Linked DNA regions of Homo sapiens: region 2 is linked to region 1. The links are chromatin loops, found by intact Hi-C in ENCODE. Cell type or tissue: B cell. All regions are shown on one strand. Links, peaks and the distances in the headings refer to the core of each region. The heading gives the core; the rest is flanking DNA.

Region 1 (16,015 bases), core at 8,016-16,015:
TTTCCTTCTACCCTTCTAAGTTCTGAAGTCCTGGTAACAAAAGACAGATTAACAAAAGAAAAGCATTCAAATCTATTTAATGTAAATTTTACATGATATAGGAACCATCATAAGGAAATAAAGACCCAAATAAATTGCTAAACCTAAGCACTTACATGCGAGGTTTGATGAAGAGTGGAAAGTTGTGGAAAAATATGATAGGACAAAGTGGGTATAAGCTAAGGTTAATAAGCTGGGGGAAACTTAGCAAGGCCTGTTTGCTCAGATTCTTCTTGGTGCCCCTCTATCTTGGAGAAAAGGATGTTAGGGATAGCACCTCTCACAAGTGCTAAGAGGTTCCTAAGACCTGCTTCGGGGAGAAGGGTGGGAGGAGGTCAGAGAGATCTTCCTGCATCAGTCATTTTCTCAAACTCCTTTAGCTTAAATATTCAATATGCCAAGATGCCATATTTTGGGGTAGTGTATTTTGAGCCCCATAGAAGGGTATGAACGTTTGAGTGACTCTTATTACACATTTCCATGGTGTATTTCAGTGAGCGACCGTGATTTTACTCTGCAGAATTCTTTCACCTTCCTCTGACAGCAGTACCCCAATTTTCCTAAGGGAAACCAAGCCCGCCTTCGCACTCACTCCATGTTTTTCGGGAATAACTGACTTTACCCACATCGCTTCCTCTCTCCCCAGAGTAACATGTGGTTCACACCTGGCAAATCAGGGCATTACATGCTCCTGTCTACAGTTCAGGGATGGGCATGTGACCCAGATAGAGCCCATAGCAACAGAGCAAGGAGATTTTGGTAAGACTGTTCATGAGATGGCAGGTGCTCTTTTCTGCTGAGGCTGTAAGCAGGGTGGATGATGTAAACCTGGGGCTGCTGGGAACCAACAGATGGAACCTGAGTATGAAGCGAACACAGATAGCAGAGCTCAGAGATGAGGAGATACTAAGACTGGCTCTGTTTGAATCCCTAGATCAGTAATGCCTGAAGCCAAAACTACCCCACAACTTTTCAGTTAGTGAACAACAAACATTCTTTTTTTTTTTTTTTTTTTAAGAGACAGGGTCTCACTCTGTCATCCAAACACAACATAGCTCACTGTAAGCTCAAATTCCTGGGCTCAAGCCATCCTCCTGCTGTAGCCTCCTGAGTATCTAGGACTAGAGGTGCGCATCACCATGTCCAACTAATCCATTGTTTAAGCCATTTCATTCATTTGTTCATGTTTGTCACCAAAAGAAAAACAAAGCCTAATTGGTATAGGTGGGCTTTTTGTTTTCTTTTCTCTCTCTTTTTTTTTTTGAGGCTGGAGTGCAGTGGCATAAACAAGGATGTCTCATTTCAGCCTCCACCTCCTGGGCTCAAGTGATCCTTCTGCTTCAGCTTCCTAAGTATCTGGGACCATGGGTGCATGCCATCAAACTTGGATAATTTTATATATATATATATATATATATATAGTAGAGACAGGGTTTTGTCATGTTGCCCAAGCTGGTCTCGGATTCCTGGGCTCAGGTGATCCTCCTGCCTCAGCCTCCCAAACTGCTGGGATTACAGACATGAGCCACCATGCCTGCCCTGTTTTAATTTTCACTTTTTAAAAAATTAATCAACTTGATTTTTTAGAGAAATTTTAAGTTCATAGCAAAATTGGGGATATTGTGTATATCCCATCCCCATACATGCACAACCTCCCTCACTATCAACATCCTGCACCAAAGCGGTGTGCTTGCTACAATCAATAAACTTACACTGACATAGCATCAGTCACTGAAAGCCCATCATTTACACCAGGGTTCACTCTTGGTGTTGTCCATTCTATGGGTTATGACAAATGTATAATGCCACGAATCCACCATTATAGTGCTTTTTACTTTTATTGAGATACAATCTATATAAAGCACATAAATCATTTACGTACAGCCTAATAAACTTTCACATATGCAATATCTATACATATAGCCCCTACTCAGATCAAAATATAGAAGATTGATAGCATCCTAGTAGGCTCCCACGTGTTCTATAGGTCGCTCCCTAAAGGTATTTACTATTCAGACCTCTATCACTATAGATTATTTTCAACTGCTTTTGAACTTTATATAATATAAATGAAATCTCACCCTTTGATATCCAAGAATTGTTTTATTTTTGTTTTTTAAGCCACATGCATGGATATGTTCTACGGTCATCATGGCATATTTATAAGTAGCTAAATCTTCTACATTTTATCTCCAGCATTGGACCATGGTAACTGACATTCAGAATAAACACTTTTTTTTTTCTTTGAGACAGGTTTTCACTTTTTCACCTAGGCTGGAGTGCAGTGGCATGATCATGGCTCACTGTAACCTCAAATTCCTTAGCTGAAGCAATCCTCCTGCCTCAGTCCCAAGTAGCTAGGACTATGGATACATGCCACCACACCTGGCTAATTTTTAAAAAATGTTTTTATAGAGATGGAGTCTCACTATGTTGCCCAGGCTGTGAATAAACACTCTTAAAATGCTGCAAGTTTCAATTTATTAAACATATTCAATACGCTTTTCAAGAATCTACAATTTGCCAAGCACTATATTAAAGGCTGGATATAATAAAAAAGGGGTGTAGTTCCTTCCTTCAAGGAGCTTTGGCATTGGCAACTACCATGGAAACAAGCAATTATATTCTATATTATTAAAGAAAGAATAAATTTCATTCATTATCTGATACTGGGAAAGTGGGGGTATAGATTTGAGGAAGAACGTTCATTTACTGAAATATTTATTGTGCTCATCTAGGTCCTGGGCATGGAGAATACAAAGAATCTTGGCCTATGCCTTCTAGAAGCTTCCTACCTGCTAGAAGGAATTATTATCTCAATACAGTCTGATAATTACCTAAAGTATGGCATGAAACAGGTGCCTTGGGAACCTACAGGAGGAAAACTGATTGTGCCTGGTGTGGGAGGAGGTGAGGCTTCTAAAAAAGAGGGAATTTGGCCAAGTCTCTTGGACAAAGAGCAGAGTGCAGTGGGAGCATCCCAAAGATTGATCTCCATGCTTCCACTTTTACACTCTTATTCTCATTCTCACAGTATCAAATATTATGTCTAACATTTGAAAATGGCCTGGCATTTTCTCCTAAAGTTGAACACATGAATATTTAACTTTAGGACAAAAGTTGACCCAACAATTTCTCTAAGTCTTGGGTTCAAATGACTTAGAGAAATTCATAATTTCAATAGGCGGCATGAACAAGAATATTCAGAGCAAACTGTTCACATGAACAAAAACAATAAAATGTTCATCAATGGGAGAATGGGTGAAAAAATGGATAAATTCACACAATGGAGAAACAACAGTTAAAATAAATGAACCATAGCAACATGCGACAATATGGATGACTCTTAGCAATATAAATAAAAACAGTAAATAAATTCTAAAATATTACATACAGCATCACATACTTTTCATGGTATAGATTTTTTTTTTTTTTTTTTTGAGACGGAGTCTCACTCTGTCGCCCAGGCTGGAGTGCAGTGGCGTGATCTCGGCTCACTGCAAGCTCCGCCTCGCGGGTTCATGCTATTCTCCTGCCTCAGCCTCCTGAGTTGCTGGGATCACAGGTGCCCGCCACCACGCCTGGCTGTTTTTTTGTATTTTTAGTAGAGGCGGGGTTTCGCTACGTTGGCCAGGCTGGTCTCAAACTCCTCACCTCATGATCCTCCCGACTCGGCATCTCAAAGTGTTGTGATTACAGGAGTGAGCCACTGTGCCCGGCAGTTCTATAAATTTTAACAAAGTTTTTGTAACTACCACTACAATCAAAATACAAAGCAGTTCCATCACCCTCCCCCAACTCCAAACCCTTGGCAGCCATTGATCTGTATGCTGTTGTGATATTTGTACCTTTTGGAGAATGTCATACAAATGGAATCATATAGTATGTAACCTTTGGATATTGGCTTCTTTTACTCAGAATAATGCCTTTGAGATTCACCCAACTTCTTGTGTGTATCTTACCTCTTTTTTATTGCTCAGTAGTATTCCATTGTATAAATGTACCACAGTTTACTTATTCACTCACTGAAAGACATTTGGTTATTTCCAGTTTTTGGTGAATAAGAACAAAACTGTTCTAAACACTCATGCATGTTTTCATGTGAAATTTTTCATTTCTCTAGGCAAAATGTGTACGAATGTTATTGCTGAGTCATATAGTAACTGTTTGAAAGTTTACAAGAAAATGCCAAACTGCTTTCTAGAGTGGCCATACTATTTTGCATTCCTATCAGTCATGTATGAGAGTTCCAGTTGCTCTGCATCCTCACCAGGAGCTGGTGTTGTCAATGTATTTTATTTCAGCCATTCTATTAGGTGGGTAGTGGTATTGTATCATGATTTTATTTGATTTAAGAGACGGGGTCTCACCATATTGCCCAGGGTGGAGTGCAGTGGCTATTCACAGACGCAAGCACGGCACACTACAGCCTCGAAACCCTGGGCTCAAGTGAGCCCAGCATCTGGAGATGTCTCCTGTCTCAGCATCTGGAGACAGTCTCTGCACCCAGCTGTGACACTGTCATTTTACTTTGCATTTCTCTTATGGCTAATCATGTTCAGTATGTTTTCTTGTGCTTATTCCCATCTGTATATCCTCTTCGGTGAAGCGTCTTTTGCCTATTTTAAAATGGGGTTGTTTTCTTACTTAGATACAAGTCTTATGTCTGATAAGTGTTCTACAAGTATTTTTCTCCCAGTTTGTTGCCCACTGTTGCATTCTTTTAATGGTGGCTTTCACAGAGCATTGCCTTGGCAGCTTTGTAACAAATCAATTGACCTCAGACTACCACTTATAGAAAGAGTATATTTACTTTTCCCTATTCCTTCAGTTAGGTGCAGCTAAAAACCCTGGACACTATATGTAAAACATTATACATAAAACAAATGTAAGAAGAATCTGAAAGGTGACAAGAAGGCAGACCACCTAAGGATCTGGAACCCAAGGAATACACAGAAATGAGTTCCCTGGGTTTTCTTTTATATATCCCAGATTGGGTACTGGAGAAGCTGGCAACCCAGAAATGCCAATGGGCACAGCATTTTTTTTTTAAAGCCCTAGGAAAAGCCTGCTCTGTCTAGTCAAAGGACTAGGAAAGCAGCAGCTTTGCAAGACAGAACATTTTTAGATGATAATGTCTCTACTCCAGATAAGTACCACGGGAAAAAAACTACAACCCAACCCCCACCCCCACCAGCAAAGGCCAGGTTCTAATGAGACCACTCAACTTCCTTTCTCCATTTCTGGGTTCATGTCAGAGAATACACAGGGGGAAGCTTAGACTTTCATCCTCAATGGACAGTAACAAGGCCCTCTCCTAATACTTGCCCCTCACACTTGTCAGCCCACCACATGTAAAACATGGAATTTCACCTGTACCTGGTGGCAAAGAGGTGCCCTTCCCTTCTCAGGTGGGATGGTGTCAGACAAGGCCAAGTGGAGAGTTGGGACTTTTACCTCCAACCAGTGGTAATGAGGCCACCCCCAAACCCCCACCTAGCTAAACTGAAATGTATGCATTTCCCAAAATTCTTATGTTTATGCCTGTGAGTTGGCCATTGCTATTTCTTTCTCGGATTTTAATAGCCTTTCCTCCTTTTTCTGTTGAACTTCTATCTTTTAAGGCCCTACTTGCATGCTGTCTTCTTGGTGACTTTTCCTTACTAGCTCCTAGGAAGTATTAATGGCTCCTTAACTCTTTTCTTTTCTTTTCTTTTTTTTTTTTTTGAGACGGAGTCTCACTCTGTCGCCCAGGCTGGAGTGCAGTGGCAAGATCTCCATTCACTGCAACCTCTGCCTCCCAGGTTCAGGCCATTCTCCTGCCTCAGCCTCCCGAGTAGCTGGGACTACAGGCACCCGCCACCACACCCGGCTAATTTTTTGTATTTTTAGTAGAGACGGGGTGTCACCGTGTTAGCCAGGATTGTCTCCATCTCCTGACCTCGTGATCCGCCCGCCTCGGCCTCCCAAAGTGCTGGGATTACAGGAACTCTTTTCTTACAACTTGCTAATACCAGCTAGGTGCGGTGGCTCACGCCTGTAAGCTCAGCACTTTGCGGGGCAGAGGCGGCTGGATCACCTGAGGTCAGGAGTTGGAAGACCAGCCTGGCCAACATTGTGAAACCCCATCTCTACTAAAAATACAAAAATTTGCTAGGCGTGGTGGCACACACCTGTAATCCTAGCTACTCGGGAGGCTGAGGAAGGAGAATCGCTTGAACCCAGGAGGCAGAGGTTGTAGTGAGCCGGGATCACGCCAGTTGCACTCCAGCCTGGGTGACAAGAGTGAAACTAAAAAAAATTAAAAAAAAAACAACAAAAAAAAAACACACTTGCTAATACCATGAACACCATATTGTATGGCAATTATCTGTGTATGTGTCTGTCTCCCCCACTAGATTATGAGTATGTGAAGGGCAGTTGATCATGTTTAGTAATTTGTTTCTCCGGAGCCTGACAGAGCTTCACCCACAGTGGGTGATGATAAATGAACTTTATATGTAAATTCTTTAACTGAAATTATTTTTAGAAGAAAGAAAAGATATAGCTAGCCTTTAGAATTATTCTCATGCTTAAAAAGCATACTTTTTGGTTACCCAAAGCCTCTGCTTTTATCATGTTAGTATGAAGCTGGTATGCTGTTCTATATAGTTTGTTTTCAGATTGATCTTTTTCCCCTTTAGTTCCTTCTACGCACACGGATCATTTTGTTTTTTAAATTTAATATTCATCCATCTAAAAAAGGTATCATGACATGGCTGGGCACAGTGGCTCCTGCCTGTAATCCCAGTACTTTGGGAGGCCAAGGCGGGTGGATCACCTGAGGCCAGGAGTTCAGGACCAGCCTGGCCAACATGGTGAAACCCCATCTCTAGTAAAAATACAAAAATTAACCGGATGAGGGGGCACGTGCCTGTAATCCCAGCTACTTGGGAGGCTGAGGCAGGGTTAATTGCTCGAACCTGGGAGGCGGAGGTTGCAGTGAGCCAAGATCATGCCATTGCACTCCAGTCTGGGTGACAAGAGCGAGACTCCATCTCAAAAAAAATAATAAATAAATAAATTTAATATTCATCCATCTAAAAAAGATACAATGACATGGCCTGGTGTGGTGGCTCACGCCTGGACTCCCAGCACTTTGGGAGGCTGAGGCGGGTGGATCACAAGGTCAGGAGTTTGAGACCAGCTTGGCCAAAATGGTGAAACCCCATCTCTACTAAAAATACAACAATTAGTGGGGCATGGTGGCGCACGCCTGTAGTCCCAACTACTTGGGAGGCTGAGGCAGGAGAATCGCTTGAACCTGGAAGGCGGCGGTTGCAGTGAGCCGAGATCGTGCTACTGCACTCCAGCCTGGGCGACAGAGTGAGACTCCATCTCAATAAATAAATAAATAGATAAATAAATAAATAAATAATTGGTCTCAAACACTGGCTATATTTTATGGAAAATAAAGAAAGCCTCTGAAAGCAGAACCTAGAGGCTTGAGGGTAGGGTCGAGAGCTGTAGAGAATCATTCCTAGAGATCATTAATGCCTCTGAGAGCGGAACCTAAAGGCTTGAGGGTAGTCAAGAGCTGTAGAGAATCATTCCTAGAGATCATTAATGCTTCTGAGAGCGTAACCTGGAGGCTTGAGGGTAGAGTCAAGAGCTGTAGAGAATCATTCCTAGAGATCATTCCTGATCAAGGAACTAGCATCAGAGCTGTTATGAATCAGTGGCCCTGGCGTGCCTCCTTTATTCCCCTTTCTGATTAAGGTCTACAGTGGTTTTTCCATGCCTGTCCCACCATTGTATGTTGGATGTGTGGGGAAAAGGTAACTTGTCTCTTTAGTTCCCGAGTCTTTACACTGAAAGCAACTGCACCTAAGAAAACTAACCCATATCTGGACTTGATTTAGGTGACAAGATCTTGGACCTCAAACCTAAGCATGTTGCCAAAATGGGAAGACTTTGGGTGGTAGGAATGAGTCCATTTGCATGTGGGAGGAATATGAACTGTTGTGGACAGAAGATAGACTATGGCAGTTGATATTTCTAAAAATGAGCACAGTAATATTCTGGTGTTCCAGGATGCTACTATGCTTCTATCAAGAGATAAAATCTATTTCCCCTTTCCTTGAACCTGGGTGGGTCTGTGACTGATTCCAGACAACAGCCAATGTCAACTGCTGGTCTTATGAATGAACGAGCCCTCATAAGATTCCAGACCTCAGTCTTCAAATTTCCCTTGCTGATGTCAAGAGGAGTAGAGATTAACTGTCCCCACTAAGTCCCACCCAAATTGGAGATTCATGAGTAAAACAGATAATTTAGGCCACAGCAATGGTTATGGAATCACAGATAACCAGACCTCCTTAACACCTGTGTGTTTGGGGGAAGAGTCTTCTGGTGATATTTGAATTTGGACAAATGAGTTTTCTCTAGGGCTTGGTTTCCTCAACTGTAAAATGGAACAATAATTACCAAGTCATAGGAATGTTGTAAGGTTTAAATAAGATAAGCAAGGTGTTCTTTTCATAATGGGTCTGTAATAAACGCTACGCAGTATTATTTCAACTTATTCCCACCAGTTGTTCTAGCTTTACTGCTTTGTACAAATTCACCTTCAGAGTACGTGAGTTTTATATACATTTATACAAACATATATAAAATCTGATTTTATATCTAAATCTCTCTGTATACATATTGCAACATTATAGCTTCTGTAACACTCTTGGATCACTTGCTCTGGGGCAATCCAGTTACTATATCCCAAAGATGCTCAAGCAGCCTTATAGGGAGGTCTACATAGTGAGAAATTGAGGCCTCTTTCCTTGCTGACTTTCCAACCAATGTGAGTGAGGTACCTTGGAAGCTGATCCTCCAGCCCCAGTCAGCCTTCAGATAGCTGCAACTGCTTGGGAGACCCCAAGCCAGAACCACCCAGCTAAGCCACTCTTGATTCCAATAGAAAATGCAAAAACTGTATAAAAATTTAAAAAATTATTCTTGTTTTAAGTCACTAAAGTTTGGGATAATTTTTCTTATGCACTAAGAGTTAACTAACAGCTATATCAAACATGAGGAAAGATGGGAAACTGATCACAGGTTGAGGACTATTTCGGGGTCGATGGAAGGACAGAGATGGTTGAATAAACTTGAAAGTACTGATTGAGACTGAATTTGAAATAAATAACCATGGGGTCCAGGACAGAAAGGAAAAAAAGTAAATCCAGCAAAGGGGAACAGATTTCTTTTTTAAAAAAATTTTTATTTATTTTTTTGAGATGGAGTTTCGCTCGTTGCCCAGGCTGTGCAATGGCGCGATCTCGGCTCACCACAACCTCCGCCTCCTGGGCTCAAGCTACTCTCCTGCCTCAGCCTCCCGAGTAGCTGGGATTACGGGCATGTGCCACCATGCCTGGCTAATTTTGTACTTTTAGTAGAGACGGGGTTTCTCCATGTTGGTCAAGCTGGTCTCGAACTCTCGATCTCAGATGATCCGCCTGCCTCGGCCTCCCAAAGTGTTGGGATTACAGGCGTGAGCCACCGCACCTGGCCAGGGGAACAGATTTCTGTGTATTTTCCCAGACTAGAGGTAGTTATAATCATGTCTAATAGGATAGTAAGTCTCAGTTTTCCTTCTTTGGTTGAGTGTAGAGTGGCTCTCATTTAATTCACCACACATTTCCTGGAGCCAAAGTGCTTTTATTTAAAATCATGGCTCTGTTACTTACAAGCTTGTTACCTTGGGCCAGCTATTTAACCTCTCTATGCCTTAGTTTCTTCATTCATAAAATGGGGATAAAAGTGTATCTGTAAGGTTATAGTAGAGATTAAACAAGTTAATGTGTATAACGTGATCTGGAATACAGAAAGTCCTATGTAAGTATTAGCTATTATTCTTATTATATGCTAGGCTCTACAGTACACAGACCTGATTGGTTCCTCTCCTCAAAGAGCTCGTTGTCCAGTCAGGAAGATTTTCTTTTCTTTTTTTTTGAGACAGAGTCTTGCTCTGTCGCCCAGGCTGAAGTGCAGTTGCGCAATCTCAGCTCACTGCAACCTCCACCTCCTGGGTTCAAGAGATTCTCCTGCCTCAGCCTCTCGAGTAGAGTACCTAGGACTACAGATGCACAACACCATGACCGGCTAATTTTTCTATCTTTAGTATAGACGGGATTTCACCATGTTGGCCAAGCTGGTCTTGAACTCCTGACCTCAAGTGATCAGCCCACCTCGGCCTCCCAAAGTACTGGGAATACAGGCATGAGCCACCATGCCCGGCCAGGAAGATTTTCAAATAAATGGCCATAATTCAGTGTTCTGAGCTCTGTAACAAGGTGTACACTGAGTGGTAGGGGAGCAGAGGCAGGGATGTCTGTCTTATCCTAGAGGGAAAGACAGGGGCAGGATAAGCTTTTTGAGGAAAAAGTTTGAGTCTAATCCTTAAGGAAGAGCATGTTGGGAACATTTGAGACTATAAAGCAGTCACAGGCAGCATGGGAAAGGTAGTTTCTGACTGCAAAATAAATACGGTTAGGAGAAAAGGGAAGATGTGAACTGTAGTATGTAATGACCAGCACCATCAACATCACCTGGGGGCCTGTTAAGACTATAGGATCCAGGCCTTACCTGATATCTATACTACCAATATTTGCGTTTTAACAAGATCCTCAAGCGGTTCCTATTGACCATTAAAGTTTAGAACCACTGGTCTAGAGCATAGGCTCTGGAGCCAACATAATCAGGTTTAAATCCCAGCTTTAGCTTTTTTTTTTTTTTTTTTTTTTAAGATGGAGTCTTGCTCTGTTGCCCACGCTGGAATGCAGTAGAGCGATCTTGGCTCACTGCAACCTCCACCTCCCTGGTTCAAGCAATTCTCCTGTCTCAGCCTCCCGAGTAGCTGGGATTACAGGCACATGCCACCATGCCCAGCTAATTTTTGTATTTTTAGTAGAGGTGGGCTTTCACCATGTTGGCCAGGCTGGTCTTGAACTCCTGACCTCAAATGATCCACTTGCCTCAGCCTCCCAAAGTGCTGGGTTTACAGGCGTGAGCCACCATTTACTTATGTGTGACTTTAGGCAAGCTATTTTGCTTCTTTCCTAGACTTTAGTTGCCTCCTTTGTAATTAGAGATAATAAAAGTTTCCACCTCATAAAGTTGTTCTAAGGACTGAATTACTATGTAAAATGCTTAGACCAGTATGTGGCACTTAGTAAGCACAAGGATTGACTATAATAATTCATCACTCATATGCTACTTCTTAAGGTCAGAGTCAGTTTTATAAGCCCCTTGTCTTTCGATTTGTACTCCATTGTAGAGGAGTAGACATTCATTGTCATTTTGACATTCACTGTAGAGGAAAGGACATTTGGAGGTCAGAAGACCTGGGATTACAAAGCCTAGCTCTCTTCCAATTCCTAGCTCCGTGAAATTTGGTGAGTCCTTGGTACATCTATGTTTTTCTCATTCATAGTATGAAAGACCTTAATCGTACCTGTCACACTGAAATGTTGCGAGGCTCAAATCAAATAATATATGTTAAAGTACAAAAATCCTCTATGAAGATTTCACTTACTATCTTTCCAAGAGTTCTTAAGCAACTGGATGCATAGGAAGGTCAGGGAGACAGCGGAGGGAGGGCCTGGTGATTAATATGTTCCACTTTACGATTTTCTGAAGGTGTAGGTTGGGTTTCAACAACAGTGACTTTCCTAGACCTCGGAGGGTATTTTTAGCTAATGGGCAAATAGTAGTAGGAAACTTAAATGCTGTTATTTACCTTCTCTTCCTAACCTACAGTTCCACTCAAGAACATGAAGAGTCTCATACGTTTGTATAGTGGTTCACAACTTACAACGTTTACGTGGTGCATCACAAGATCCCTATAGGGTAGTATTAACCCAATTTTTCAAGAAGGAAACTATGTCTGGAAATTGTAGAATGCACATTAAAAACTCTTTCTGACGAGCGTTTCTACCGGATCCGATGTTACCCAAAGTACAAAATTTAAAGAGGGAAGTCAATCACAAGATTTCATTGAATCTTCAGTATCAGGCAACTGGCTTCTATTTTATGGCCGCAAATAACTATATATTGGGCCCCTTTTCTCACCTGTAAAATAGGAACGAAAAGACCTTCTCCACAAATAAGATGAAATAAGAACAAAGGCTGAGGGTGAACCTACCACGTCGTAGGGCCTCAAATAAATTCCTTCTCCTTCTTGCCCTTGACAGAGATAGCACGAGATATCACTACCATTCCCACTTCACACGTGGAGGAAATCCAACGCGAGAACGCTCGGATTTCCCCTTCTTTACTTGCAACAACTCCGTAACCCGCAAATCGGCTACGGACAACTGCGATGTCCACTATGTTAGTTCTCGTAGCGTGGATTCTCTCTCCTCAAGATGCCATCTGGGGGGCTAGAGGCCACTAATAATTGCCCTCACGATCGAAGAAACTCGATCCTAATCCTCGACGGCACTTCAGGAACAAAGCTGCTCTCCCATCGTCCCTAACCTCACTACCGTAAAGGTCGCAGCAGAGCCCCTGCTCCAACCGCTAGCGCCATCTTGGCCGCTACGTGTGACGCCACACGTAGCAGAGAGCGCAGCCGATTGGCTGGGAGACGGCAGCCCAGGAGAGGCGCGCGAAGCCAGAGACAGGAGGGTATGCAGGAGAAACCAAGGGAACTACAATCCCGGCCTTCCTTGCGCGTACGACAGCAAACCTGGAGCGAAAGAGGTTGGAGTTTGGATTCGGACCACAACTCCCAGCACCCTCCGCGATGTCTGTCCTTTTCTTTCATAACGCGGAGGAAAAGAAGGACAAGATGAATGGAGGCCTTTTGGTGTTTGTTCTCCGAAAGGCGGGAAAAGCGAACTACACCTCCCGACTGGCCGCGCGCGGCTGCGCCTGCGCCCTGTTACCTGTCGCCATCTTGCCCCTTCAGAGGCACCGCAAACAAACCCAATTCCTGGTGTCCCCTAGTCTTGGCGGAGGAGCCTTTTAGATGAGCCCCGAAAGGCCGGGCAGGTGGGTGACTCTCAGGCAGGGTCCTGGGAAGAGCTGGCAGGCCAGCCAGGCTAGAGGAGCGCCGGGCCAAGCATTCGGAGCCCGGCTTGGGGCTCCCAGCCCCATCCTCCGTTGTTTCCTAACGGGATCGTGGGGCTCCCCGGGGTGGACTCAGGGGGACTCTGGCTGGCCTGGTGCTGGGACTCTGGGGGTTTAGCTCTGGGAGACTCCCGGTGAGTCCAGGTCGTCTGGCTGGGTATCCGCTGGCTTACTCTCTCTCGGTTGTCCTCTCCGCTGGGGAGGGAGTGAGGCGCGGGTGCCGGCCGGGACCCCTGACAACAGCTACTGGCCCAGAGGGGCTTGGGTCGTGGACTTGACATTGGGACCGGCGCCGAGAGGTCCGGGTGAGGAGCCTGGGCTGGCTGCTCTTGTTGTGGTGCTGCTAGGGAGTGCGTGTTTGGAGAGGGGGCGGGGCGGGCTTGTCTCCTTGACACTTGAGTGGGGAAGGATCCTACAAGATCCTGGTTCCCCGAGCGGGCTCCGGAAACTACTGCCCGGGTTTCCGATGCGTTGCGGCCCCGCTCTGGGGTCCCCTGGCTAGGACGCGCCGGGATGCCGTGACGTGGTGCTCGGTTCGAGCAGTCGCCGGCCGCCTCCAAGATCCTGTCGGGAGGCGGGGACTGGCTTGTGGAGGGAGAGGATTCCTTTGGCTCTGCCCCTTCTTCCTCCTCCCCACCCCTTTTCTTTATGTCATACTGCCGGCTGGGGCGCGCAGTCCAGTTCTTCTTGCCTTGGGTTTGTTCTGAGCTGAGAGGACTATGGGAAGTAGGGGGAGGGGGGCTCACCTCGGGACACAGAGTTGGAGTTAGCAGCCCCAGCGCCTGGAACGGGATATAGCAGTTATTTCGGTTCGGTGTCTGACTTCTAGGCTAGACAGTGAGCTCGTTCATTCATTCATTCATCCATTCGTTTTGCTCAGTCGCGTCAACCATTCACTTACCCATTTAACAAATACTTAGAGCGGCTCTACTCTGTGCTAAGCAGGTATTGCGCGTGCCCCCAGAGCCGTGTCTTTTTGTCTTTTACACTAGGAAATTCCCAGTTCTAAGTAAGTTCCTGGCAGCTCAACTGTTGGTAAATGGCTGTTTAATAACTACAGGATCAAAATTCATATTCCATTAAGACTTGAGAGAGTATATATATATGTGTGTGTGTGTATATATATATGTATATATATATGTGTATATATATATATGTATGTATCGTTCCAATTTTAGTATATGTGTTGCTGAAGCGAGCACGAGGAGTTATTTATTAAGTTTCTTTAACTTGCTAGGAGCTTTACAAATTTTATCTCATGTAATTCATAAATGAGGAAGCTGACAGGAGTCAACTTGCCCCAGGTTGGTAGTACCACCTGTTTATTAAATGAAATGCCAGCCACTATGAAAGAACTTTATATATAGTGTTCTTTAATACGCGTAACAAACTGGGTGGTATTACCTCTGTTTTATAGATGTGTAAAGCTTAGGCTTAACCAGTAAGTTGAAAAGTTGGGACTAGAAACCTAGAGGTGTCTGGCTCTAAAGCCTGTGTTCTTTCCACTGTGATAGTTCAAATGACTTAATTCTTGATTTCTCAAAAGTTGGAAAGTGTGGTGGTGAGAAAGGATTGTAAAATAGTAATATCTTTTTGGTTTACTTCTTAGCCTGTGACTGGATCTCCAGGTGAGTGGCCCCTTGAATGTACTTTGGTACTTTGGTAATTTGACTTTTTTTTTTTGTTCTGGTAGGGAGGACAAGCTCTTTGGGGCTACCAAACAGAAGCAGCAATGCCTGTTGTGTGGCCAACCCTTCTGGATCTCAGCAGGGATGAATGCAAAAGAATTCTTCGAAAATTGGGTATGACGTTCATTGTTTGTTTTTTACCTCTCTCTGATACCTTTTTTCCCTTTCTGCCTAGGTCATAGCTGTTTGCATGGATGTCATATCTCACGCTACATCAGAAATTCTTTGGAGATACAGTTCCCATCTTACTCATTGTTGTTTCCCTCAGTGCCTAACATAGTGCTTTGTAAATAGTAGGTGTGTGAATTGTAATAATACTAGTAGCTAAGATTTATTGAGGGCTACTTGGCTATTCTGAGTCTTTTTTATACAACATCTAATTTAAATATTTTAAGAATTAGCTTTGTCCTTTGAAAGCCTAAAAGGTAGGTGTTTTTTGTTTGTTTGTTTTGTCTCGTCTCCATTTTACAGATGAAGCTTAGAAGCCAAGGTAATGGTGATAGACATGGAGTCAGTATTTGAACCAGGGAGTATGCTTTCAGTCTCACTTTAACATACTCTTAACCTTCATGATTGTATGTGTCAATTACATACTATTTCTGAATTCTAAGTTGATGTAAGCCATGCTCACTTTTTCAAATTATATTTTACTATCAATAATAAAACACATTTTATGCTTGTAATTTATTATTTAGTGTTTCTTTTCCCTTACAGCAGCCTTTCTCAACCAGCATTGAGGGAAAGAATTAAACCCTAATGCTAAGGTATCCATTGTATGTAAAGAACTAACTTCGCCCTGTGCATCTAGAGTGCTATTAGTTATTACTTTCCTTGGGAAAATTGAGAAAAAGAGTTATTACTCAAATCATTTTGTGTTCTGTAGTTCAAATGAGGATCTTTGGTTGAGAAATGCTGCCTTAGACTATGAGGACCTTGTCTTATTTACCACTGTAGTCTCTGGCTAGCACAATAAATGAAATAATTGAAAAAAATAATTTGAAAAAGAAGATTAAATGTTTTGGCAGTGGATATGCATTATTTAGATATCTGTGATTTTAAAGGAAAAGTATAGGTCTTGAATTTAGACAGACCTGGGGTCTTGGTATTATTACAAATGACCCATGTGACCAAGGACAAGTTATTTATTCTTCCTAAATTTGTTGATAGTTTTGTTAAAACAAAAA
Region 2 (16,015 bases), core at 1,919-9,918, 1.6 Mb after region 1:
CCATACTTCCTTATTCCAGTTTTGCAAAAGCTGCCATCCTTTAAGGCATCAATCCCTGCTCTGATAGCTATAGTACAGTAGAAGACTTCTGAGACCAAGGATAAAGCAACAAAGCTACAGACTACAGCTCTGGTTCTTGAGCAAATGGCTCAACTACAAATGCATTTATAATAACTAACCTGACAAAGATGTGACAATGGAGTGAAATAATGCAGGAACATTTTACGGACTGTAAGGTGTAGTGCACATGTTAGTGTCAGTAAATCCAAGGTCAAGTTTTACAACCTACATGAAACTAGCTGTTCATTATTTTGGTCTTTCAAAAGAATGTGGGCCAGGCGCGGTGGCTCATGCCTGTAATCCCAATACTTTGGCAGGCCGAGGCGGATGGATCACTTGAGGTCAGGAGTTCGAGACCAGCCTGGCCAACATGGGGAAACCCCGTCTCTACTAAAAATACAAAAATTAGTCGGGGCATGGTGGCACACGCCTGTAATCCCAGTTTCTTGGGAGGTTGAGGCAGAAGAATCACTTGAACATGGGAAGCGGAGGTTGCAGTGAGCCGAGATCGCGCCACTGCACTCCAGCCTGGGCGACTGAGCGAGACTCCGTTATCAAAAAAAAAAAAAAAGAATTAATGTGGGATAGTTTAAAAAAAAAAAAGCAGGAGGCTGAGGTGGATACAGAGGACCCAAAAATAAACAAAAGATAGTATTTATCCTCAAGGTCCTACAATCTGAGAAGACAGACACCCAAACTGATGGTGACAGTGCAACTGAAATGTGCTGGGTAACGGGAATGAATGTGGTTCAAACAGACCTAATTTCTTCAGAGTGCCTCAGGGAAGGCTTTCCTAAAATTAGAGGAAACTGGGAGTGGTGGCTCACGCCTATAATCCCAGCACTTTGAGAGGCCGAGGCGGGCAGATCACCTAGTTCAGAAGTTTTGAGACCAGCCTGGGCAACATGGCGAAATCTACTTTAAAAATACAAAATTTAGCTGGGCATGATGGTGGCCCACGCCTGAAGTCCCAGCTACTCTGGAGGCTGAGGCGGGAAAATCGCTTGGGCCTGGGATGTGGAGGTTGCAGTGAGCCGAGATCCAGCCACTGCACTCCAGCCTGGGCAACGGAGTGAGACCCTGTCTCCAAAAAAAAAAAAAAAAAAAAAAAAGGCTGGGCGCGGTGGCTCACCCCTATAATCCCAACACTTTGGGAGGCCGAGGCAGGCGGATCACCTGAGGTCGGGAGTTCGAGACCAGCCTGGCCAACATGGTGAAACCCCGTCTCTCCTAAAAATACAAAAACTAGCCGGGCGTCGGGGTGGGTGACTGTAATCCTAGCTACACGGGAGGCTGAAGCAGGAGAATCGTTTGAACCCAGGTGGCAGCGGCTGCAGTGCGCCGAGATCGGGCCTCTGTACTCCAGCCTGAGCAACAGAGCGAGACTCTGTCTCAAGAAAAAAAAAAGAAAAAAAAAGGAAACTATTTCTAATGCAGCTTTAAAAGAATGAGTTTTTCCAGAAACAAAGGCATCCCAGACCGCCGAGATAAGATATACAAATATGTCAAGGGAAATGAAAAACATTTAGCAAACAGTACCTTTAATAAAGCTTAGCTGCTATTATTACCATTATCATATTCTATCAAATCTAAGCTGCCAGCAATTGTAAAATCAATATTTTATTTATTATGTTAAGAAAAGAAATGCTGAAATTAAATACAATGGTTTCTAATTGCTTAGATTTGTTATGTATACTTACAGAAACAGCTCTTTTTAACTTATTTAGACATAGATTTGTATCTTACCTCGCACTGCTGTTTCCATGTCTTCCTGTGCACATAAGAACTTTTTAATGCCAAATTATAGGGTAATCTATTTGGAGATATATTTAATAGTAATTTAAAATAACACATGTAATTCCAAAATTGCACAGAGCTCAGTCGAAGCGATGACACCATGAACTGCTACGACTCAGTATACATATGAGCGATTGGCCAACATCTCCTGATTTCGGAGACATTAAATGTGCATCATAGCATCAATGATACAGAGTATTATCATCGTTATTAAATACATGGCGGCCAGGTGCGGTGGCTCACACCTGTAATCCCAGCACTTTGGAAGACCAAGGTGAGAGGATAGCTTGAGCTCAGGAGTTGGAGACCAGCCTGGGCAACATGGTGAAAACCTATCTCTACCAAAAATACAAAAAATTAGCTGGGCGTGGTGGCATATGCCTGTAGTGCCAGCTACTCGGGAGGCTGAGGTAGGAAGATTGCTTGAGCCCGCTTGGCAGAGATTGCAGTAGCTGAGATCGCACCACTGCACTCCAGCCTGGGTGACAGAATGAGACCCTGTCTCAAAATAATAAATAAATAAATAAATAAATAAATAAATGGCTTTAGGAAGGAGTTTGGTGCATTCCGAAAACCAAAGGAACTTCAGTTCATGTTGAAAGTTAAGTGCATGCAGGGAACAGAAGAAGCAATAAAAATAAAGTTGAGGCCAGGCATGGTGCCTCATGCCTGTAATCCCAGTACTTTGGGAGGTGGTAGGTGGGAGGATCCCTTGAGCTCAGGAGTTCCAGACCAGTCAGTGCAACAGAAAGAGACCCTGTCTCTATATTTTAAAAAAAAAAAATTTATATGGAGTTTATCTCTGTCACCCAGGCTGCAGTGCAGTGGCACAATCGTGGCTCCCTGTAGCCTCGATCTCTGAGGTTCAAGCGATTCTCCTGCCTCAGCCTCATGAGTAGCTGAGATTACAGGCATGCGCCACCACACCCAGCTAATCTTTTTGCATTTTTAGTAGAGACAGGGTCTCACCATGTTGCCGAGGCTGGTCTCAAACTCCTGACCTCAAGTGATCTGCCCACCTCGGCCTCCCAAAGTGCTGGGATTACAGGCATGAGCCACCACGCCTGGCTATATAAATTTTTTTTAAATTATAAATAAATAAATTTGAGAAGTTGGTATAGCCAACTTCTCAATGAGCCAGATTGGTATAGAAACAAGAACACACATTCTTTAATGTTGAATTGAAAAACCGTCTTTATTGTATTGATGCCATTTTCCTTTGACTTTTATTATTACTTATGAAAATACATTAAGGTTCACCTGTGAATGAATCCGTGAGGCTTCAGTCTTCTCTCTCTCTTGCATAACAGCAGCCCAACTTAGTAACTTCTTCTCTACCTGCTGGTTCAGAACAAGAGCCCCAGTGGTCTGGGGACAGTCTCATTACATGTCCAATGTAATGAACAATGACTATGTTCTCTAGGGCAACTGTTCCTCCCTTGGGGAGTAAGTCTTCCAAACCTACTGAGCCCAAGAATTCATAAATGAATTATTAGGTGTAAAAGAGAGAGGAACTGCTCCTATCTCCACCCTTTGATAACCAGACCCATGTTCTAACTGTGGGAGAAGCAGTACTATATTTTAGCTGTTGGTATAAGGCATATGCCACAAACAGCGGCCCAAACTCACAATGTGTTGGCTCTTGACTAGCGCTATAACTGAATCTCCAAAAGGTTATTATTCTGCTTTATTATAGCACCTACATCTGAATGATGGGGTTCCTGGCAAGACCAAGAAGTTTCTTCACTACAATTTTCTCAGCATAAAATAAGCTCCTTAATCAGAAGCAATGTGTGGAGTACTATGATAATGAATGAGGCATCCATAGATGATGGAGCTGGCAGAAATATTGCAGGCAGGGAAGTCAAATCTGAATTTGGAATATGAATCTATTCCTGTGAGGACAAATCACTGCTCCTTCCATGATGGAAAGGATCCAGTGTGTAGTTGAATGATTGCAAAAAAAGCCCCAAATCTCCCCCTCTCGGTATGTATACCCCTTGAAGTGTGACTTTGAAGGTGCTTTTATTAAGAGATGAAATCTATATTATCACCCTTTGAATTTGTGCTGGCCTTGTGACAGGCCAATACAATGTGGTAGAAGTGACAGCGTGCTAATTTTGAGTCTAAGCCTCAAGGTCCACCCACATACAATTTCCCAGACCTTTTGTTTGATTTTGGACCCCCACCATTGCCATGACAGCAAATCCAACCTGGCCTGCTGAAGAGTGAGTGACCACATGGAACACAGGCAAATTGACCCACCTGAAGCCATCTGAGACCGGCTCCGCCCCAGCTAATCCACCAGCTGACTACAGATGTATGCGTGATCTCAGCTGAGACCAGAACTGCCCAATCTGTAGGCCTGTGAGAAATAATTAATAGCTGTAGTCTTAAGTCATTACATTTGGGGGTAGGAAATTGTCACACAGTCAGGCACTCCCTAAGCGCTAAGTTAAGTTGCCACACTTCATCTGGTAAGGAGACAACAAGCCCAAATGATTTAGGCAGTTGATTATTCACAGCATAGCAGGTGGCATGAACTCCAAATTTGTTTCAGTTCTCCTTGCCAACCAAGCACCATGGCAGTTATACAGGTGAATGCCATGCACACAATAGATCTGTAACAGCTGAGAACACTGAGCTTAGGAACTTCCCATTCTTGAAAGAGGACTGCTGAGAAACTTGTCCTCTGGAGGCAGACTTTATTATACTGGTCAGGAAACAAATCTGCCTTCCACCCCATGGGGGACATTTTTTTTTATCACTCTGAAATGTTTCCAGGATTTGAGGACCATATTAGCTTTATTACCCTGGAATATAAGTAAATCTGCTCCCTGCTCCTAAGCAGCTTTGCAAACATCCTCAAACAAAGCTGTTGATGCCATTTGCTCAGAAACACCAGAATTTTTCCCAGCAGTTTGCTAACTGATTTGCAGTGCAATAAACCTCCCACCAAGAAGTGCCTGGTACCCTCTGAGAATAATACCATATCAGGGGCTTAGTGTTGGTCTCTCTCTACTATTGGCAGGTTGGACATACATCAGTGGCTAGATTAGCTTTGGTGAGAGGAAGTCTGTACTGTGCAGCCCATGAATAGCCTCTATCCCTGCCATTATGGCAGGGATTTTTGTTCATGTCTCCATCGAGCAAGCACTGAGCTGCTGGGGAAAGAGGCTGGCTGACATCCACAGGTTGGATCATTGTGCCCTTGATTTTTGAGACCCTCTTCTAGAATGGGTGCCCTCTGGTGGACATTCACAAGGAGCACAGACATTTACACCTATACCAGTTTCCCAGGCTTTCTTATCACCCATCTTCCACTCTTGAACTTGCCAAGTCTCTGGCCAACCAGGAATGGGCCCTGGGTATGCAGAAGGACCTAACAATCAGCCTCCCAGGACACTAAGCACAGCAGTAAAGAGCAGATAATGAGTGGGGGTTGGGAGAAGGCAGCAGAAGATGAGGGAAATAAGTAGAGAATTAAAAACAAACAAATAACAACAACAACAAAAACAGGTACCCTAAGAGAAAAAAATGTAGAACTGAAAACCTGATGCAGTGCTATGAACTGGGATATCTTCATGAGGGTAATCTACAAAGGTTTACATCTTTCTTTGTGTTTTTCCTTTAGATTATGTTGACAGTTACGTTTAGCATACGGTTTTAAGATTTTCTCTTCTGACTCTATAATTTTCTTTGGTTAGTCCCAACAGATCTAAGAAGTTTCATATATTCATACAAATGAAGCAGAGATTGCCTTTTGAACATGATTACTATCATTGCTATTTTGGGTTTTGTTGTTGTTGTTGTTGTTGTTGTTGTTTGAGACAGAGTCTTGCTCTTGTTGCCCTGGCTGGAGTGCAATGGTGCAATCTCAGCCACTGCAACCTCCGCCTCCCGGGTTCAAGAGATTCCCCTACCTCAGCCTCCAGAGTAGCTGGGATTACAGATGCCTGCCACCACACCTGGCTAATGTTTGTATTTTTAGTAGAGACAAGATTTCACTATGTTGGCCAGGCTGGTCTCAAAACTCCTGACTTCAAGTGATCCACCCGCTTCGGCCTCCGAAAGTGCTGGGATTACAGGCGTGAGCCATTGCACCTGGCCTGCTATTTTGGCCTTTCTGTTAGGAAAGAGGAAGGGAGGAGATAGTATTAATGAGTAGGCAACCAACAATGTTCTTGTAATTCATGTACTTGTAATTTTTGTGTATATGAGACAGGGTCTCGCTCTGTTGCCCAGGCTGGAGTGCAGTGACATGATCATGGCTTGCTGCAGTCTTGACCTTCCAGGCTCAAGTGATCCTCCCACCTCAGCATCCTGAAAAGCTAGGACAGCAGGCTTGTGCCACCACACCCGGCTAATTGTTTTATTTGTTTGTTTGTTTGTTTGTTTTTTGTAGAGGCAGGGTCTCACCATGTTGCCCAGGTTGGTTTTAAACTCCTGCCCTCAAGTGATCCTCCTGCCTTGGCCTCCCAAAGTGCTAGGATTACAGGTGTGAGCCACTGTGCCTAATTTATATCTTTTTTTTTTTTTTTTCGAGATGGAGCTTCGCTCTTGTCACTCAGGCTGGCGTGCAATAGCACCATCTCTGCTCACTGCAACCTCCACCTCCCGGGTTCAAGCTATTCTGCCTCAGCCTCCCAAATAGCTGGGATTACAGGCACCTGCCACCATGCCCGGCTAATTTTGTATTTTTAGCAGAGATGGGGTTTCACCATGTTGGCCAGGCTGGTCACAAACTCCTGACCTCAGGTGATCCGCCCGCCATGGCCTCGAAAAGTGCTGGGATTATAAGCATTAGCCACCGTGCCTGGCCTTATGTTTATATCTTTTTGGATATTTCTTTTTTGTACAGTCTTGTAAGTCCCACTACCTTAAATCTTTTTTGGAGCAAATATTTAATTAAATTACATTGAATTAAATGAGCATTCTCCTCACCTTAATTTTAAGCCATCCATAAATGTAATTTTAATAGCAGCAAAACATTACATTATACAGACATAATATAATGACTTAAAACTATTTATTGCTTCTCAGAATAGGGTATTAAAAGAAAAAATACTGCTTATTTCCAAAAGTTTTGCTATCGTGAGATAAAAATGTTTTGTTTTTTGTTTTGTTTTGTTTTGTTTTTTGAGACAGAGTCTTGCTCTGTCGCTCAGGATGGAGTGGCATGGTGCAATCTTGGCTCACTGTAACCTCTGCCTCCCTGTAACCTCTGCCTCCTAGGTTCATGGAATTCTCCTGCCTCAGCCTAACAAGTAACTGAGATTACAGGTGTGCACCCCCATGCCCGACTAATTTTTGTATTTTTAGTAGAGACAGGGTTTCACCATGTTGGCCAGGCTGGTCAAATGAACTTGTAACCTCAGGTGATCCACCTGTCTTGGCCTCATAAAGTGCTGGGATTACATAGGTGTGAGCACAGCGCCCAGTCAATAGTACGTTATCTTAACTGTATTATGGATTGAGAGTTGGGGAGGTATTGGAATTGCCTTTGTTTAATAAAATAGTTTGGAAGTTGCTTAGGAGGAGAGTCATTATCTTAAGAACATGCATGCAATCTAGAACCAAGCAACAAAGGAGGTAGCTAAACTGGAGCATGGTCTTCTCTTTGCAAATAGAAGGAACACGAGAGGGCTCATGGAGAATTGTCGTGTTTCTAAAGCCTTGGTTTGGAACTGGCACACTGTCATTTCCACACATATTCCATTGGCTGGCATAAGTTAGTGAGGCAGGGAAGAATAGTCCCACCCACGGTGGAGCATGGCAAGAAAATGGAAAGAAGAGAGAATAGTTAACAAATACAATCTACTAGTAAAAAGTCCCCAGTGATGGGATGATTTGCACACTATTAAGAATAAATATGTCCAATAGTCAATTGGGAGTTGTGGTTCTGTATTATAAATCCTCTCGCCTTAATTGCCTATATTTTCCACCATCAGCTGTGTGCACAAATAGGTTAGGGAGTGGCATTTATAAAAAAAAAATTAAAGACCTGTATGTTAAATCTGGTGAACATTGTGTAGAACAGCAACAATGGGTTTAAGACACACAGATGAGGAGAAGAAGTGGAAGACCAGAACAGACCTTGAGAACACAAGCACTCCAGGAATGTGCAGAAAACTTAGGGAGGACATTACCTTTCCTCAACTCATGAAACTGAGATGTTAAGCAATCCTGTTTAGATCTTAAGGAGCAGGATGTCTCCAGTGAAAATGCAGGTGACAAAAATATCTGAATCTCTTAAGTACTGCCTTGAAATCTAATCTCATAGGAGTAATTACTGATCAAAGTATGGACTCTTTTCCCCAGGCTCTTGATAATGTTGAATTTCTTCATGATGAAAAGATTAAGTAGACATTCAAGAATGTCCACCCTAAATTGTCAGCCATATTAAAACCAAGAAAGGAAACCATAGACCAACCTTGAAAATAAGAAAAAAATATACAAACAGATGTGATTCCTGAATTATAATGCTCTTTGAAAATGACTGTTCTGAACAATTTTGTGGTTGAATTTAAAACTCCATACGTATTAATTCCTTAAACTTCAAAAGTTAACAATACTGTAAATAGGTAAACAGTTGTCTCTGATGTCAAGTCAAACAATATTTTAAGTCTGACAAGAAAGATAGGTAACTGCCAAAGTAAATATCTCAAGCAGCTATGGATCATGACAGGCTTTATTATATATACAGTACTTATAAAATCACAAGCTGTGGCCAGGCACGGTGGCTCACACCTGTAATCCCAGCACTTGGGGAGGCCAAGGCGGGAGGAGTGCTTGAGGCTGGGAGTTCGAGACCAGCTTGAGCAACATGGTGAAACCACTTCTCTACAAAATATATAAAAATTAGCCAGGTGTGGTGGCGTATACCTGTGGTCCTGGCTACTTGGGCTGCTGAGGCAGAAAAATCACCTTGAGCCCAGGGAGGTTGAGGCTTTGGTGAGCCATGATCGCACCGCTGTACTTCATCCTAGGTGACAGAGTGAGACTCTGTCTCAAAAGAAAACAAGCTAAAAAAACCAAAAAACAGAAAACTAAACCTTTGGACCTCATAGTAAAATGAAAAATTGAAAAAGAAATTCTGAAACAGTCACAAGGGAACTTTTTTTTTTTCTGAGACAGAGTCTAGCTCTGTCGCCTAGGTTGGAGTGCAATGGCATGATCTCGGCTCACTGAAACCTCTGCCTCCTGGGTTCAAGCAATTCTCCTGCCTCAGCCTCCTGAGTAGCTGGGATTACAGGCACGCACCACCACACCCAGCTAATTTTTGTATTTTTAGTAGAGATGGGGTTTCACTGTGTTTCCCAGGCTGGTCTCGAACTCCTGACCTCGTGATCCACCTGCCTCGGCCTCCCAAAGTACTGGGATTACAAGCGTGAGCCACCATGCCCGGCACAAGGGAACTTTATGTATGCTATCATCCATCTCACGTGGCTTCAGTTTAAACATTTGCTCTACAAAAAGATGGGCATAGTGGCTGCTCTCTCTGTTTAAAGATGTGAAGGATGTACAGCCCTGATACTTCCCAGAAGGGTCTGTAAGAGACACCGTGACTTTGGCCTTGCCCTTGCCCTACATTGCTTTTAGCCTTGAAATTTTGACTCAGCAATATCAGAGCCCTAAAATGTGCTGGATATTTTCAAATATGTTACTTGATTTTACTCTCTGTATTAGTTTCCTGAGGCTGCCAACCACAAACTTGGTAGCTTAAAACAGCAAACATTTATTGTCTCACAGTTCTGGAGGCTAGAAGTCCAAAATTCACTTATTGGCAGAACTGTCCTCTCTCTGGAGGCACTAGGAGAGAATCTGTACCTTGCCTCTTCCAGCTTCTGGCTGCTGCCACAGCATTCCTGAGCTTGTGGTCATTTTTATTTATTTAATTTTTTAATTTTTTGAGGCAGGGTCTCACTCTATCTCCCAGCCTGAGTGCAGTGTGATCATGGCTCACTGCAGCCTCGAACTTCCAGGCTAATGCAATCCTCCCACCTCAGCCTGCCAAGTAGCTGGGACTACAGCTGTGCGCCACCATGCCTTGCTATTTATTTATTAATAGAGATGGGATCTCGCTATGTTGCTTAGGCTGGTCTCGAATTCCTGGATGCAAGTGATCCTCCCCCTCAGCCTCCCACAGTGTTGGGATACAGGTGTGAGCCACTGTACCTGGCCTCTTATAAGGATTTATAAGGAAAGATTGTCTCTGGATTTAGGATCCACCCAGATAATACAGGAGAATCTCCTCATCTTCAAATCTTTAACTTAATTACGTCTGCAAAAATTCTTTTTCCAAATAAGGTAACATCTATAGATTCTGGGGATTATGAGGTGGACATAGCATTTGGGGGACCACCATTCAACCCACTGCACTCTCACAACCTTGTGGAGCAGATCCCCTTTCAAGAACTCCCCCAGAGTTTCTTGCTTAAGAACACTGTAATAGATGAGCTGCCATTCAAAGTAAGGTCTCGGACAGTCGCAGTGGCTCACACCTGTAATCCCGGCACTTTGGGAGGCTGAGGCAGGTGGATCACTTGAGGTCAGGAGTTCGAGACCAGCCTGGCGAACACGGTGAAACCCGTCTCTACTAAAAATACAAAAAAAAAAAAAAAAAAATTAGCCGGGCATGGTGACAAGCGCCTGTAATCCCAGCTACTCGGGAGGCTGAGGCATGAGAATCGCTTGAATCTGAGAGGTGGAAGTTGCAGTGAGCGGAGATCGTGCCACTGCACTCCAGCCTGAGTGACAGAGCGAGACTCCGTCTCACAAAAAAACAAAGTAGGGTCTCTGGTCGAATTCCAGTGCTCCTTCAATTATGCCACACCTTGTTGACATCGCCATAGAACAGTAATAATACGGACATACCTCATTTTATTGCATTTGCTTTATTGTGCTTCACAGATATTGCCTATTTTATAAATGGAAAGTTTGTGGCAACTGTGTTTTGAGCAAGTCTACAGGTGCCGTTGTTCCAGTAGCATATGCTCGCTTGAAGTCTCTGTGTCACATTTTGGTAGTTTTCACAATATTTCAACCCTTTTCATTATTTTATATCTGTTATGGTGATCCGTGATCAGTGATTTTTGATGTCCCTATTCTAATTATTTGGGGCCACCACAAACAACATCCATATAAGACGGAAAACACAATAAATAAATGTGTGTGTTCTGACTGTCCCACTGACTGGCAATGCCCTGTCTCCCTCCCTCTCTTCAGGCCTCCCTATTCCTTGAGATACAACAATATTGAAATTCCCTGACACAAAATAATATTGAACAGTTAATAGCCCTACATAATGGCCTCTAAGTGCTCAAGTGAAAGGAAGAGTCCCAGGCCAGGCATGGTAGCTTGCGCCTGTAATATCAGCAATTTGGGAGGCTAAGACTGGAGGATTGCTTGAGCTCAGGAGTTTGGACCAGCCTGGGCAACATAGTGAGACAAAAAATAAAATTAGCTGGGCGTGGTGGCACATGCCTGTGGTCCCAGCTACTTGGGAGGTTGAGGTGGGTGGGTCATGTGAGCCCAAGAAGTTGAGGCTACAGTGAGCTGAGATTGTGCCATTGCACTACAGCCTGGGCAACACAGCAGATCCCCATCTCCAAAAAAATAAAAATAAACAAAGGAAGAGTCCCACATCTCCTACTTTAAATCAAAAGTTGGAAATGATTGGCTGGACGCGGTGGCTCATGCCTATCATCCCAACATTTTGGGAGGCCAAGGTGGGAGGCCTGCTTGAGCCCAGGAGTTGGAGACCAGCCTGGGAAACAAGGCAAGACCCCATCTCTACAAAATTTTAAAAATTAGTTGGGTGTGGTGGCACACACCTGTGGTCCCAGCTACTCAGGAGGTTGAAATGGGAGGATTGCTTGAGCCCAGGAGGTCGAGGCTGCAGTGAGCCATGATTGCGCCACTGCACTCCAGCCTGAGCAACAGGGCAAGACCCTGTCTCAAAAAATATGTAAAAATGAAAGAAAGAAAGGAAGAATCAATTGATGTGGCAAACTTCTCTGTTGTTTTATTTTATAAAATTGCCACAGTCACTCCAACCTTCAGCAACCACCATCCTGATCAGTCAGCAGCCATCAACATGGAGGAAGAGCCTCCACCAGCAAGAAGATTATGATTCAGTGAAGGTTCAGATGATGGTTGGCATTTTTAACAATAAAGTATTCTTAAATTAAGGTATATGCATTGTTTTTTAGACATAATGCCACTGTGTACTTAATAGATTATAGTATAGGCTGGGTCCAGTGGCCTGTAATCCCAACACTTTGGGAGGCCAAGGCAGGAAGGTTGCTTGAACCCAGGAGCTCAAGACCAGCCTGGGCATCATAATGAGACCTCGTCTCTCCGAAGATCAGAAAACTAGCTGGTCATGGTGGCTTGCATCTGTAGTGCCAGCTACTGGGGGCACTGAGGTGGGAGAATCACCTGAGCCCAGGAGGTCAAGGCTGCAGTGAGCCATGAACCCCAAGCCACTACACTTCAGCTTCAGTGAGTATAGTATAGTGCAAACATAACTTTTGTACGCAATAGGAAACCAAAAAATTCATGTGCCTTACTTTATTGTGATATTCGCTTTATCGTGATGGTCTAAAACTGAACTCACAGTATCTGTGAGATATGCCTGGACTAATATCCAATGTTGATTGAGCTTTTTCTAAGTCCCAGGTGCTGCCACAAGTACTTTTTATTCCATTTTATTTATTTATTTATTTATTTATTTATTTATTTTTGAGACTGAGTCTCGCTTTGTTGCCCAGGGTGGAGTGCAGTGGCACAATCTCGTCTCACAGCATCCTCTGCCTCCCAAGTGATTCTCCTGCCTTAGCTTCCTGAGTAGCTGGTATTACAGGTGCCTGACACCACATCCAGCTAATTTTTTTTGTATTTTTTGTAGAGACAGGTTTCTTTGCCATGTTGCCTGGGCTGGTCTCAAACTCCTGGCCTCAAGTGATCCACCCGCCTTGGCCTCCCAAAGTGCTGGGATTACAGGCATGAGCCACCACACCTGGCCTTTTTTCTTTTTTTTTTTTTTGAGACAGTGTCTCACTTTGTTGCATAGGCTGGAGTACAGTGGTGTGATCACAGCTCACTGCAGCCTCAACCTGCGCTCAAGTCATCCTCTCATCTCAGTCCCCCGAGTAGCTGGGACTACAGGCCGGTACAACCATGCCTGGCTAATTTAAAATTTTTTGTTGAGACAAGGTCTTATTATGTTGCCCAGGCAACATAATAATAGTGAATTTGAGCTCAAGTGAGCTCAAGTGATCTGCCCACCTAGGCCTCCCAAAGCACTGGGATTACACGCATGAGCCACCGTGCCCAGCCAGGTCTTTTTAAAATATCTCCATGTCTCTGTTCCATATATTCAATCTTTCCACTAGCTTCTTTAACACATACAATAGGGTTACAACCACTGTTTTAAGTCTTTGCCTACTATTTCTACCATCTCTGGTTTTGTTTATCATCTATCATCATAATTTCTGGATCAGTTTCTACCGATTAATTATTTTCCTCCTGTGGGCTGTATTTTTCCACTTTTTTTGCAAGCATTATAGTCCTAGACAAACTCCTCAGCTTTTTTTATAGGCATGGTTAAGTAACTTGAAAAGTTTGATTCTTTCACTGCTTGCTTCTTTTTTTTTTTCTTTTTCTTTTTTTTTTTTTTTTTTGAGACAGAGTCTCACTCTGTCGCCCAGGCTGGAGTGCAGTGGTGTGATTTCAGCTCACTGCAACCTCTGCCGCCTGGGTTCAAATGACTCTCCTGCCTCAGCCTGCCAGGTAACAGAGGTTACAGGCATGGGCCACCACTCCTGGCTAATTTTTTGTATTTTTATTAGAGATAGGGTTTCACTATGTAGGCCAGGCTGGTCTCAAACTCCTGACCTCAAATGATCCGCCCACCTCAGCCTCCCAACGTGCTGGGATTACAGGTGTGAGCCACCGCGCCCGGCCCTGCTTGCTTTTAAGCTTTAAGTAGAACCAGAACAGTATTTAATTTAGGGTAAATTTTCTCCACTGCTAATGCAAGACCTTTTTACTCTGAGTCCCTGTGAATTATAAGGTCTTTCTCTCTGGCTGTTGGGAATATGCACTTTTCCTGGTCCTGATCTCTGGACACTGTTCCTACTAATCTTTTCTCTACCCAGCTTTGGGTGGTTTCCTCGCATATGTGCACTGATGAGTACGGCACTGAATACTCAAGAGGGACCTCATGCAGATCTCCAGAGTCTTCTCTCTGTGGAGTCCTCTCTTCTCTGATACTCTGCCTTGAAACTCTTGTTGTTTGGCTTCCTGGGATTCCCAGATCTTTCTCTTCAATTCAAGGTAACTCCCAGTCTCTGCCTGGGTTCCCCTCCCTGCACCAGGCCTTGAATATCTTCTCCAGTCAGCAAGCTGGAGTAATCATAGGACCTATCTCATTTGCTCCCTGTCTCTGAGTTCCTTGTCCTTAGTTGCCTAATGTACAATGTGTTGAGATCTGTTGTTTCACATATTTTGTCCAGTTTTTCGTTGTTTCAGGTAGAAGGGTAAATCCAGTGTCTGTTACTCCATTTTGCCCAAAAAGGGACATCTCTAGGGATATTTATCACAATTGCTTTGAAGTTCTGCTCTCCATATCCTCTTTCCTCCAAGAAACATTCTGTTATTTTTGTTTCTTCCTATTATTTAATTTAATTAATTAATCTATTTATTTATTTATTTATTTATTTATTTTTGAGACAGGATCTCACTCTGTCACCCAAGCTGGAGTGCAGTGGTGTGATCTCAGCTCACTGCAGCCTCCACCTCCTGGGCTCAAGCAATCCTCGTGGCTCAGGCTCCCCAGTAGCTGGGACCACAGGCACATGCCACCGTGCCTGGCCATTTGTTTGTTCCTAATTTTAACATTATAAGCTTTCTTCAAATGTCTGTCTCTTGGCTGCGCACAGTGGCTCATGCCTATAATCCCAGCCCTTTGGGAGGCTGATGCGGCAGATCACTTGAGCCCAGGAGTTCAAGACCAGCCTAGGCAACATGGCGAAACCCCATTTCTACTAAAAATAGAAAAATTAGCTAGGCGTAGTGGCACACACCTGTAGTCCCAGCCACTTGGGAGGCTGAGGTGGGAGGATCACCTGAGTCCAGGAGGCAGAGGTTGCAGTGAACCAAGATCATGCCACTGCACTTCAGCCTGGGTGACAGAGTAAGATCCTGTCTCAAAAAAAAAAAAAAAGTAAGTTACTGAAAACAGCAAAAGAGCTGATTTGAACCTCTGTATAGGTATAGCAGAGCTTGCCGGTTACATCTCTAATATTCACTTTCTCCCTCTCTCTTAAAGAACACAATTGTGTGGAGATGGTATTATGCCCAGCACACACACACACAAACAAACACAAAAGCAATTACATTTTCCAGTCTCTCTTGTATACTGTGTAGAGGTGTGGCCATATGTCACAATTCTAGCCAACAAAATGTAAACAGATGTCATTGGTTGGGACTTCTGGGGAAGTCCCTTAAAATGAAGTGTATCTATTTTCTATTAGTGAATGACAAACCACTCCAAAACATAGAGGGGTTTTATTTATTTATTTTTCATTTTTCTATTTCAAACTACAATCATCAATAGAACAGAGAGGTTTAAAACATCATTATTTACTCATGATTCTGCAATTCGGGCAGGTCTCCACTGAGCAATCCTGGGGTCACTCACTCGGCTGGGTCATCTGGTAGTTCATTTGGGGCTTGATAGCCTCCTCTATTCCCCCTCTCATAACCTCTCCAGTGGAATTGCCTGGTTTTCTTTTATGGCAGTGGAAGCATTCCAAGAGAGCAAGGCCCATGCACAAATGCTTATGAAGCCTTGGCTTGTGTCATATTTGTTGATGTCCCATTGGCAAACAAGTCACATCACCAAGCCCAAAGTCAAAGTCGCAGAGGGCTATGCGGTTCTATCATTGAGCAGTGAAGCAGCCTACAGCTACTCTGGGAAGCATTCGTGTCGCCAGATGTGGAGGCAACCCTGGAGTTGGTGAAGGAGGCAGTTTTTTGGTAAGCCTGGAAGTAGTTGTAACACCACTTGCTCGATATGGGACCCTCTTAGGACATACCAAAGGTCTTGTGCTCAGAACAATCACATAGAATAGCAAGTTGGGAACTTTTC

The links. A loop is a pair of places that touch in the nucleus more often than their neighbours do. Peaks named below come from ENCODE experiments on the same cell type or tissue, not always from the same donor. Only the 100,000 strongest peaks of a DNase experiment are listed, where the experiment ranks them.
Region 2: a loop joins it to region 1, with 10 times the contacts of the local background. A loop is called at or near these places in 4 of 110 quality-filtered maps.

The regions. Positions count from the first base shown.
Region 1 is chr11:76,432,064-76,448,078 of GRCh38, forward strand. It overlaps EMSY (EMSY transcriptional repressor, BRCA2 interacting), which reads left to right and starts at 12,955. Exons shown (of 22, transcript NM_001300942.2): 1 at 12,955-13,065; 2 at 14,837-14,945. The coding sequence starts at 14,876. It overlaps EMSY-DT (EMSY divergent transcript), which reads right to left and starts at 12,617. Exons shown (of 2, transcript NR_186348.1): 1 at 12,215-12,617; 2 at 1,862-3,763. RefSeq lists enhancers at 11,960-12,595, 12,596-13,232, 12,933-13,162, 13,363-13,412, 13,453-13,522 and 1 more. In B cell, for the core only: no CTCF peak of the experiment used is centred there; DNase peaks (open chromatin) are centred at 12,778, 13,738 and 13,848; H3K4me3 peaks cover 2,637 bases; H3K27ac peaks cover 2,501 bases.
Region 2 is chr11:77,995,212-78,011,226 of GRCh38, forward strand. No RefSeq gene overlaps it. Among named protein-coding and RNA genes, the nearest start is that of INTS4, 8.6 kb to the left of the region's middle. RefSeq lists a silencer at 2,599-2,799. In B cell, for the core only: a CTCF peak has its summit at 5,072 (motif pointing left); DNase peaks (open chromatin) are centred at 4,420 and 5,090; H3K27ac peaks cover 2,300 bases.